2 separate regions of the Homo sapiens genome follow, and region 2 is linked to region 1. Evidence: chromatin loops called from intact Hi-C (ENCODE). Cell type or tissue: heart right ventricle. All regions are shown on one strand.

Region 1 (5,000 bases):
TCACGGCAACAGGTTTCTCTGCTTCTGGCCTTGTATTTCCCACCCCACCCCCAGTAAACCTGGTCTTATCACAGCAACCTTTTAAAAAACTGACCCTTTAGAGGCCTAATTCAGGTCATGCTGTTCCTCTGCTCCCAAACCTACAATGGCTTCCATCTCACTCAATGGCTGCTACAGTTTGAATGAGTCTCTTCCAAAATTCAGGTGTTGCAACTTAACAGCCAATGTAGTGGTGACAGAACCTTTAAGAGGTGATTAGATAATGAGGGCTTTTCCTTTGTGAAAGGAATGAAGACCCTTTAAAAGGGCTTAATGAAGGGAGTTTGTCCCTTTTTTGCCTTTCTGCCTTCTGCCATGTGAGGATACAGCATTTGTCCCCTCTGGAAGATCCACTGTTCTTGGCGCCATCTTGAAAGCAGAAACCAGATTCTCACCAGACAATGTGAGCCCTGCCAGCTTAAAGATCTTGGACTTCCCAACCTCCATACTATAAGAAGTAAACTTCTGTTCTTTGTAAGTTACCCAGTCTCAGGTATTTTGTTATAGCAGCACAAAACGGACTATGACAGAGACAAAGCCAATGCCCTTACCATGCGCCTCCAGGCTCCTAGGGCTTGGTGCCTTGACTCCTCTCAGACCTCACCTCTTTCTACTCTTCCTCATGGCCACCTGCCTAGCGACTCTGGCTTCCTGCTGTCCTTTAGATAGGCCTGGCACACTACCTCTTTGGGGCCTTTGCCCTTGCCACCTCCCCTGATGAGAACTCTCTTCCCAGTTATTCAAACGCACACTCCCTCGTCCCTTCCCTCAGGTCTTTGCCTAAACACCTTCCTGTCAGTGAGATCTTCCCTGATCACCTGTTTAGTACTAAAACCCTTGACTCTTTCACACTCCTAACCTCCACCGCTTTTTTTTTCTCTTCTGTATTTAACATGCTTTTTAAAAACCACATAATTAATGATTTATTTTATTGTTTTCTCCCCCATCCTCTTAATGTGAGCTCTATGACGGCAGAGTTTTTTTTTAATGTTTTGTTCACAGCTGTTTCCCCAGTGACCAGAAAAACACCTGTCATGTAGTTAGCACTCAAATCTTTGCTAAATAAATGCATAAATCCAAGAATAAAAATAAATCTTCAGTGAATATAAAACTTTAAATCCAAGTACAATATTCCTATTGGGATATTTCCTTTTTTAAATAACTTGAATTTCCAAAGAGGTGTGGATTTTCTCACATTATTGTCAGATGAAGAAAATCATGGCTTATTCAATATAGTTAAGATAGTCGTTACTATAAAAGTCTGAACTTTAAATTTTACAGATGGCAGTGGAGATTATGGGCCCTCATAGGTTCTACCATTAACATTTAACAACTCCAGAGTACAGGCCAGGCATGGTGGCTCATGCCTGTAAACCCAGCACTTTGGGAGGTAAAGGCAAGAGGATCACTTGAGGTCAGGGGTTTGAGGCCAGTGTGGGCAACATAGCAACACCCCATCTCTACTAAACAATTTTTTAAATCAGCTGAGTACAGTGGCGCACACCTGTAGTCTTAGCTACTCAGGGGGATGGCTTGAGCCCAGGAGTTTGTTACGGTGAGCTATGATCACATCTCTGTACTCCAGCTTGGGCAACGGGGTGAGACAACTCCAAAGTATATGTGAATTGTCAGTTACACCAGTGAACAGATCGGTGTTTTGACTTAATAATGAATGTACCATAAACTGACAATGCTGCTTCTTTTAAGTTCATTAGAAACATCACAAGTAATCTCCGAAACCATATTCAAGTGAAATACGTAGCCTAAATGACAAAAAAAGTTAAAATAAATTTTACAGTATTTTGACTGTTTCCTAAAATATACAAAACCCTTCCACTGAAAAAGAAAGTTGTTCTTTCAGTTTCATGGTTCCACGACGGGGGGCAAAGTGATGGGTTTTAAATGGATAGTTGAAGTAGGACAGTTTGTTAGGACTCGAAGATTGATCTCATTTATCAAGCAAAACTCTGTTGACTCCATTTTTCCTGGTCTAATTTCTTTCTGAAATAGGTAGGATCACTGCTTCACAGCTATTTCCACAACTGTTTTTGGTTCTATGATAAAACAATCCAATACCATCTCAGTGTGACAGAGGCATTCACATACTGGAAGCTGAAAGTCTGCCAGCCATGTCACACACATTTTGAGAGCAAAGTGTAACAAAATAACAGTTCATTCTTTACTTAAAGCTGATATATATACAAGCCACTAGTCACTATATTAATGTCCTGAATTTGTGTAATTAATGTATGTAGTTTATGTGTACATCTGAGCCTAATAAAAATGCTGTAAGACAGGCCAGGCAAGCATGATTATTGTTTTACAGATAAGAAACCCAGGGTTTACAGAGATTATTTTAACCTCAGTCTGGGAGCTAACAGCTGGTTGAGCTATTAATAAAAGCAACACATCCCAACTTCAAGCCTGTATTTCCATTTACTCTCCTTCGAGATAGACATTATTGCTCAGGGCAAAATTTATAAACTGCCAAATTCAGAGTGGATTTGAATTCCAAATAAAACACTCAGGTGTTTTTCCTGCTTCCAGTGACAGTAAAGTTCCTTGCTGTAGACCAACCTACTCACTAAAAGCAACCAGAAATTCGGGATGAAATACACTGAAGAATCTATTTGAAGGCACTAGAGAGCTAGCAAAGCAGCCAGGTGTGAGGTCAGGTTTCCAGAAAGGAGAAGCACCTAGAGAGGAAGGCCAACATTCTCTGATCCTCTTCCCCTCAAACGGCATAGAGCCAAACGGCCGACTGAGCCGAGCAGAAGCGATGGTCTTGTAGGTGCAGAGCCAAGTGAAAGCTTCTGGAGGTGCTGTGGAGCTGTGGAGGCCAGAAATGGACTTCAGGGCTTGCTGAGGAAACTGGGCTCTGATACATATCCCAGACTTCCAGGTCGAATCCCACAGGGCTACTTCCTAGTGGCAAAAGAGAACTGGAAACTCACCAGCTCTCTCACAAAAGACCGAAACCCAGCTTTATACCAGCTCAATTCCAGACTTGATTAAGGTGACCTGCCCTATTTTAACTGCCTGCCAGAGAACAAAACTAAATCCTCTTTGGAGGAAAAAGTCAGTGAGAGCCCTGAAATATCTCGGTATTTATTCATACACAACAAAACACAATCACTGAAATGAAGAATTCAGCAGTGGATTTAAAAGCAGACTAGACAGAGCAGAGGAAAGGATCAATGAACAGGAAGCAGGCCAACAGAAATATATCCAGACTGAGACACAGGGAATCAAAAAGAATAAAAAGTACAGAAAAGAGCTTATGAGGGACAGAGGAAACGCAGAATTATCTAACAAAGATGAAATTAGGGTCTCAGAGGAAGAGGAGACAGAACTGCAGCATGGCAAAACTGACAAGGCATGAAGCTCAAGAGTCAGGAAATTCCACAAATCCCAAACAGGTTCAGCACAAGGAAAACAACTGCTAGGCATATTATGGCAAAATTGCTGAAAAAAAGAAATATCTGAAAAGGCAGCTGGAAGGAAAAGTCAAATGTCTTCAAAAAGAACAAGACTAACGGTAGACATTTCGCCAGAAACAACAAAAAACAGAAGACAACTGAAAGACAACGTAAAGGTGCTGACAGTCACTGTCAACCCAGAATTTCACAGTCAGTGAAAAGACTCTTCAAAAACAAAAGTAAGCCGGGCGTGGTGGCTCACACCTGTAATCCCAGCACTTTGGGAGGCTGGGGTGGGCAGATGGCTTGAGGTCAGGAGTTCAAGACCGGCCTGGCCAACATGGTGAAGCCTAGTCTCTACTAAAAATACAAAATTGGCCAGGTATGGTGGTGGGTGCCTGTAATCCCAGTTACTTGGGAAGCTGAGGCAGGAGAATCACTTGAACTGGGGAGGCGGAGGTTGCAGTGAGCTTAGATCACACCACTGCACTCCAGCCTGGGCAACATGAGCGAGACTCCGTCTCAAAAAAAAAAAAAAGTAAAGTTAAGATGTTTTCAGACAAACAAAAGGATACAATTCATTGCCAACATACTGGGACTAATAGAAATACTAATGAAATACAGAAGGAATATGGTCTTAGGTAGAAAAATAGAAATATAAGAAATGAGGAGCAATGGGAATATAAATATGTGAATAAATCAAAAGGATATTTACTGCATAAAACAATAAAAGATATCCTATAGAGTTTATAAAGAAAGAATTAAGCTAAATGACAACAAGAGCACAAAGGGCTGAAGGTAAGTGGAAGGTAAATTATTAGAAGGTCTGTGCATTGTCTAAGAAGTAATAAAATTATTCATTTACATTAGGCTCTACATGTGGACTTACTAGTCAAGAATTTAGCAAACCAACAGAGAAGAAAAAACGTAGGAGGATGCAAGGGAAAAAGAAACACAAAGCAGGTGGAACTAAGAGAACACAACCAGTGAGATGTTGGTGTTAAACCCCAATAAACTAGTACTTACATTAAATGTAAAAGAACTAAATACACCATATAAAAGATAAAGATTGTCACAGCAGATGAAAGTCCAAAATCCAACTATAGGCTACTTACAGAAGATACACTTTAAATATAAGGACATAAAAAGTTTGAAAGTGAAAGCATGGGAAAATGTATACCATGCAAAAACATGAAACCAAAGAAAGATGGTGCAGCTCTACTGATATTGTAAAACAAGAAGCATTACCACTGACAAGAAGTGCATTTCATAATGATAAAAGGGCCAGTCTACTAAGAAAATAACAGAAACTCACAAACAGGTCTAAAATAGAAAGAACAGAGCTCTGTTGTAAATGGTCTAGAGGTGGTTAGGTTATCCTTACTAGGCTACGTAATTGCCTGTTTCCTTGTCTGCCTCTCCGGGAAGACTACAGTTTCTTGACAACAAAGACGATCCTCATGGTCATCACTGCATTCCCAGGATGATGGCAGAAAGAAAAGACTAAAGAGTAAAGAAAGCAAATCACACAACTCATTTAGC
Region 2 (5,000 bases), 58 kb after region 1:
AGGATAATCGTCTGATCAGTGAGCAGAAACTAAGGACATTGGCCTAGGAGTGGGGAGGAGGGAAGCACCTGGGTGGTGCGGCTGCTGGATTCAGACGACACCCCACAGAGAGGACTCCCCACTCCCCTTGGCAACTCTTGGCAGTCCCAGAAGGCACAGCAGCTGACTCCTCCAGAGTAGGAACAAAGCTCTAGCAAACAGGGATCCAGCCAAAGGCCAGCCAAGCTGGCACTTCCAACAGGTCCACAATGAAACAGCGATTCAAGGAAGAGGAGGGTCATTGCACCCAAAGCCAGCCAGCCTGCAGGTGGGGGGAGGTAGACAAGGTATCTTCTCCCTCAAGCTGACCGACAGGCACTTGGCCTGCATGAGACATGCAGTCTATCACCTTCACCACGTACAGCCTGCCCAGTGGGAACCACAACGGCTCGGGGTGATCTGGCACCCTCAGGTCACTGCACACTTCACGGTTTCCCCCTACCCCATGTAGGCTCAGTGTGGACCTCATGGCCCAAACTTAGAGCAAAGTGACCGTCCCCTCCCCTCTGAGAAAAGTATGACACATCTGATCCTCAACTAACCGGACTTTAGTTTTAAGCCTCTCTTTCAGAATAGGTAGAAATGAAAAGCAGGGATCCAAACAAAGAAACGAAATAATTGGGTGAATTTCTCCGGTTGACCTAGCCTCACACTCAGGGTCTCTTTCTTCTGATCCTTCTAATAAACTCAGGGGAGTGCTGAACACTTTAAGAGAAAAAGCAGTAGAAGGCTTTGCCTTCGTGTGCAAAGATGAGATATCATGGGCATTAAATGTGATTGCGGAGAAAGGAGCAATCATGGACCAAAACCCTGTCAATTCCCAGGTAAATAAAGCCTCACATCAACAGCAAAGGGTGCAGCCAATAGGGCAGGGGTACAGCGTCCTTTCCCACGGCTGGGTAAACTCAAAGGAATGTTTGCGGATTACAGGTTAAAGTGTACGCTTTTTTGAATGCTCTGTTTCAACCACTACTCTCTCTCTCATCCAAAAGCAGTGTCAGCAACCTCACCAGACACATGCCACCTGCCCCTTCACCTACTTCAAACATCTGATGTAAGAATAATAAATTGCTGCAGAGGCCACTGAAATCCAAAGCGGCATGGGGGCTGGGGCACTGCTCAGACACACTAGGTCCAAGGTTCAATCCTCTTTGTTGCCAGCTATTCACGACCTCGTGTGCAAACGAACAAAGCCTTTCAGATGGCATTCATCCAACTCACTTGCAGGCTGATGGTACAAAATCTTTATCTGTGATGGGAGGTGGCGGGGTGGGTAGGGGGTTGCAACATGCAAGAGCTTCCAGAAGGAGAGAAAGGACCTGAAAGGCTGCTGATTTGCAAGCCTGACTTGGTTTACGTGGAGGGAAATGACAGGAACACTTACAAGACACTTTGCCAGAGCCCCAGGCCTTCTGTCCCATGGGGCATCTCCAGTTCCGTGGCCCTGACCAGCTGCTTCCACTCTTGTGGATACCAGGCTCCCTGGAAGAGTCTCAGGTCAAGAGAGGGAGCCCAGGCTAAAAAGATTTTGCAGGTCATAGTTGCTGTGCATAAAGTTTGGCAAAGTGCCTCAGGAGGCCTCCCTCTTACTTCTATGTTTAGCTTTTTTCCAAAATAAAAGTTAATGTTTTCATGCCTTAGTTTCCCCATCTCTGAGAAAAGACAGTGCATATATAATGTAATCAGGTCTAAGCTCCAGTCTCTCCAGAATCCTACAACCAACTGCTGTGTTCAGGCCTTATCTACAGACTAGAGAACTGCACTAGTTCCTGGCTGGAACCTCTGGCCTCATCTCCCCACGCTACTCATCCCTCACACAACACGAAATGCCCCCTTCATCCTGCCCCCCTGCTACCCGGGCCTCCCGAGGGCTCTCTGTGTTCCACCACGCCCCATGCAAACATTTCCCTTTCAATGCCTCTGGAGTCACAGTTCATCCTACCCATTCAACCTGATCTGTGCTCAGTTCTGGCCTGTTCCATGACGGTTCTCCACATACAACAAGATCCTTCTCACTTCCCTGACTTGGCTTATGATTTTTTTTCTCTGCTTTTAAATTAAAAGTATAATTTACATACAGTAAAATTCACTCTTCTTAGTATCCAGATCTGGGAGCTTTGACATCTGCATATAGTCATGCAACCACCACCACAATCAAGATATAGAACAGTGCCACCATCCTCCAAAACTCCCCTGAGTACATTTGTAGTTAACTCTCTTCTCCAGCCCCTGGCAATCCTTGATCTGCTTTCTCTGTAGTTTTGCCTTTTCCAGAATGTCATATGAATAGAAGTATACAGTATGTAGCCTTTGGACCTGGCTTCTTAATGCACATAATGTACAGAGATCCATCCACATTGTGTGAACCGTGCTTGTCTCCTTTCCACTGCAGGAGGTATCCCGCCACATGCTGCATTCCACCATGTACGCAAACCACAGCTTGTTCATCCATTCCCCAGTCGTGGGACAGTTACGTAGTTTCCAGTTTTGGCAAATATGAATAATGCCATTATGAATCCCAAGAGCACATAAATTTCCATTTCCCTTGGATAATATCTAAGGGTGGGATTACTGCGTTGTATGAGAACATGTGTTTAGCTTTATAAGAAACTGCTCAACTATTTTCCAAAGTGGTTGTACCATTTTGCATTCCCACTGGCAAGGGATAAGAGTTCCAGCTGCTCTATGTCCTTGCCAGTACTTGGTGGCATTTTTGCTTTTTTTCCCCCCAAAGCCACTCCCCTAGGTGTATAGTGACATAATGCAGCTTTCTATAAGTTTGCTATAATGGTGCTTACGACACGCCAGGTATCATGCTCAATGGTTCACACACATCTCAATTAATGCTCACTCAATACTACACAGTAAGTTCCAATGTTTTCTCTGCTTTTAAATGCATCTAAACTGAAGTGGCATCTGAACCAAGGTCAAATGACCACAGTACACGAGGCCTTAAATGAGAGCCCTCCTGGGATGGTCTTATTTACTCCTGCAGGGATTCTCCACAATTCTCTCAGGCTCTGACTCAATGTTACCTCTTTCGTGATAGTTTCTCCAAATCAAAACATAATACAGCCCAGTCTGACCTTGCCTCTTACTGCACTTGATCAGCTCTCTAATGATAGAACCAAAGTATTTTCAAAACAGTTGATGTTTCTTATCTCCCAAACAAGACGGCTAGCTTCCTCAGGCCAGAGGATCTGTCTCCCCAACATTTCATCTTCACATTTTAGGGACTGACTGAAATGAATCAGAGTGTGTAGACAGTGTTCTGACATCAAAGGATGAGATGTGCTATTAAAAAAAACCACCACCAACTTGCTTACCATGGCCCCGAGTTCCACATTGCTTTCTAAAGCCACAACCTGCAGGTTACATTCTGCCCCTGCATTAGAAAGTTAAGCAAATTTAACTGCAGAAAATGTGATAGTTTAAGGGCCAAAAAAATAAATTGATCCGTGACAAACGATAATAAAATATCCAGCATCTAGGAAGCATGTTGAAAATGCTGGCAACTTTATGAAGGAATAATCAATTTTAGGAAACGAACGTTGAAGGTAAAGAAACGCAAAAAGGAGTCTCTTGAGTGAACTCACCAATGAATATATCCTACCAAGGACAAGCTGACTTCCCTAGGATGACATTGCAAACCAGTGTGGAAGCCAGAAACAGGCCTAAAATGACACGGTGAACTTCAGCCATGTAACCAGCCCAATATGTACAATGCAAGGAGTTTTCTCCCCAAGATTCAGGATCCAGGTCTTTGCTGTAAAACACACACACACACACACACACACTCTCTCTCTCTTTCTCTCTCTCTCTCTCTCTCTCCCTCGTCTGCTCCCCCATCCCAAAACCGCACCGTCTCCAGACATCAACCCCAGAAGGTCATCACCACCCAGAGGCCAGGTCTACGTGGTATTCCACTTGTATCTAAAATCAATGACTCTCTCTTCTCTTCCCCACCCTAAAAACACAAAAGCTTTACTCTTCTATCACCCACCCACAGACTGAGCCCCATGACCAGGACACAGTCTCTCCCACCCAGACAGAGCCCACCACACAGGCCCTTAGCACTGATCCCATGGTTTTCCTGATCTGACACAATAGTTCCCTCCCCTCTCCATGTGGCAAAATCACTACAGAATTAGTCCTTTTAAAGCAAGGCTTTTGTCCTCCACTCAGAACTCCTGAGTGAACTGGAGGTTGACGCCGAATGTCTTAGCGACCCTCAGAGTGCCCTCACGACCTGGCCCTCAATCTAATCTCTCTCTTCCAGTCAGGATGGGCCATTTGTGATCTTCTGTGGGGTCCTTTGTGCTATGCACTTGGGAGCCCAGTTTTGGGGTTATAATCACTCTTTCTCTTAGAAATGGTCTTCAAATGACAAAAGCTCCAGTCCTCACAAAACCTAGCTCTGCCCATGGGACTGTCCTGGGAGAGTCCTGCCCTGTCCCTCCCAGCCCCAAAGGAGGAGACCCTGTCCTGATTCAGTCATTCCTGATCTGTTTTGGAAGATCCTGAAAGAAGCTAAAATTTCTTTATCTTGACCCTCTCTGAATAAGGCAGTTTTTAAAACAGCTACAGGTTGAATTGTATTCCAATTTTCAGTTCAAGGACAGCCAGCTGAAATGATGACCGGGATTAAGAGATGAGCTATAATTAGGGAGAGGCCGGTCTCTCCCGGAGGTCAGCGGCTGCAGGCAGGGCCCACCTCCGAGCGAAAACCTGCAGGGAGCCCTAGGCAGCCAACGAAGAACAGGGCGGGCAGGAGCCAGCACAAGGGCTCTCACAACCCCATGCAGGCCCCAAACGGTGACTGCCTCAGGACTTCCGCTCCACAGATGTGAGAGAAAGTGACGCTCTCACACAGAAGGGAAACCGAGGACCTGGGAAATACTTCCGCAGAAAACTGCACGCGGAAACGGGGTGGGGGGTGCATGCGGCGCGGGGCAGCCTCA

The links. Peaks named below come from ENCODE experiments on the same cell type or tissue, not always from the same donor. Only the 100,000 strongest peaks of a DNase experiment are listed, where the experiment ranks them.
Region 2: a loop joins it to region 1, with 3 times the contacts of the local background. A loop is called at or near these places in 6 of 110 quality-filtered maps.

What each region holds. Positions count from the first base shown.
Region 1 is chr1:230,213,112-230,218,111 of GRCh38, reverse strand. All of the region lies in intron 3 of GALNT2 (polypeptide N-acetylgalactosaminyltransferase 2), which reads right to left. Among named protein-coding and RNA genes, the nearest start is that of GALNT2, 150 kb to the right of the region's middle. In heart right ventricle, CTCF peaks have their summits at 2,648 and 2,855; a DNase peak (open chromatin) is centred at 2,861; H3K27ac peaks cover 2,239 bases.
Region 2 is chr1:230,155,081-230,160,080 of GRCh38, reverse strand. All of the region lies in intron 1 of GALNT2 (polypeptide N-acetylgalactosaminyltransferase 2), which reads right to left. Among named protein-coding and RNA genes, the nearest start is that of GALNT2, 90 kb to the right of the region's middle. In heart right ventricle, no CTCF peak of the experiment used is centred here; DNase peaks (open chromatin) are centred at 1,420 and 1,880; H3K27ac peaks cover 1,110 bases.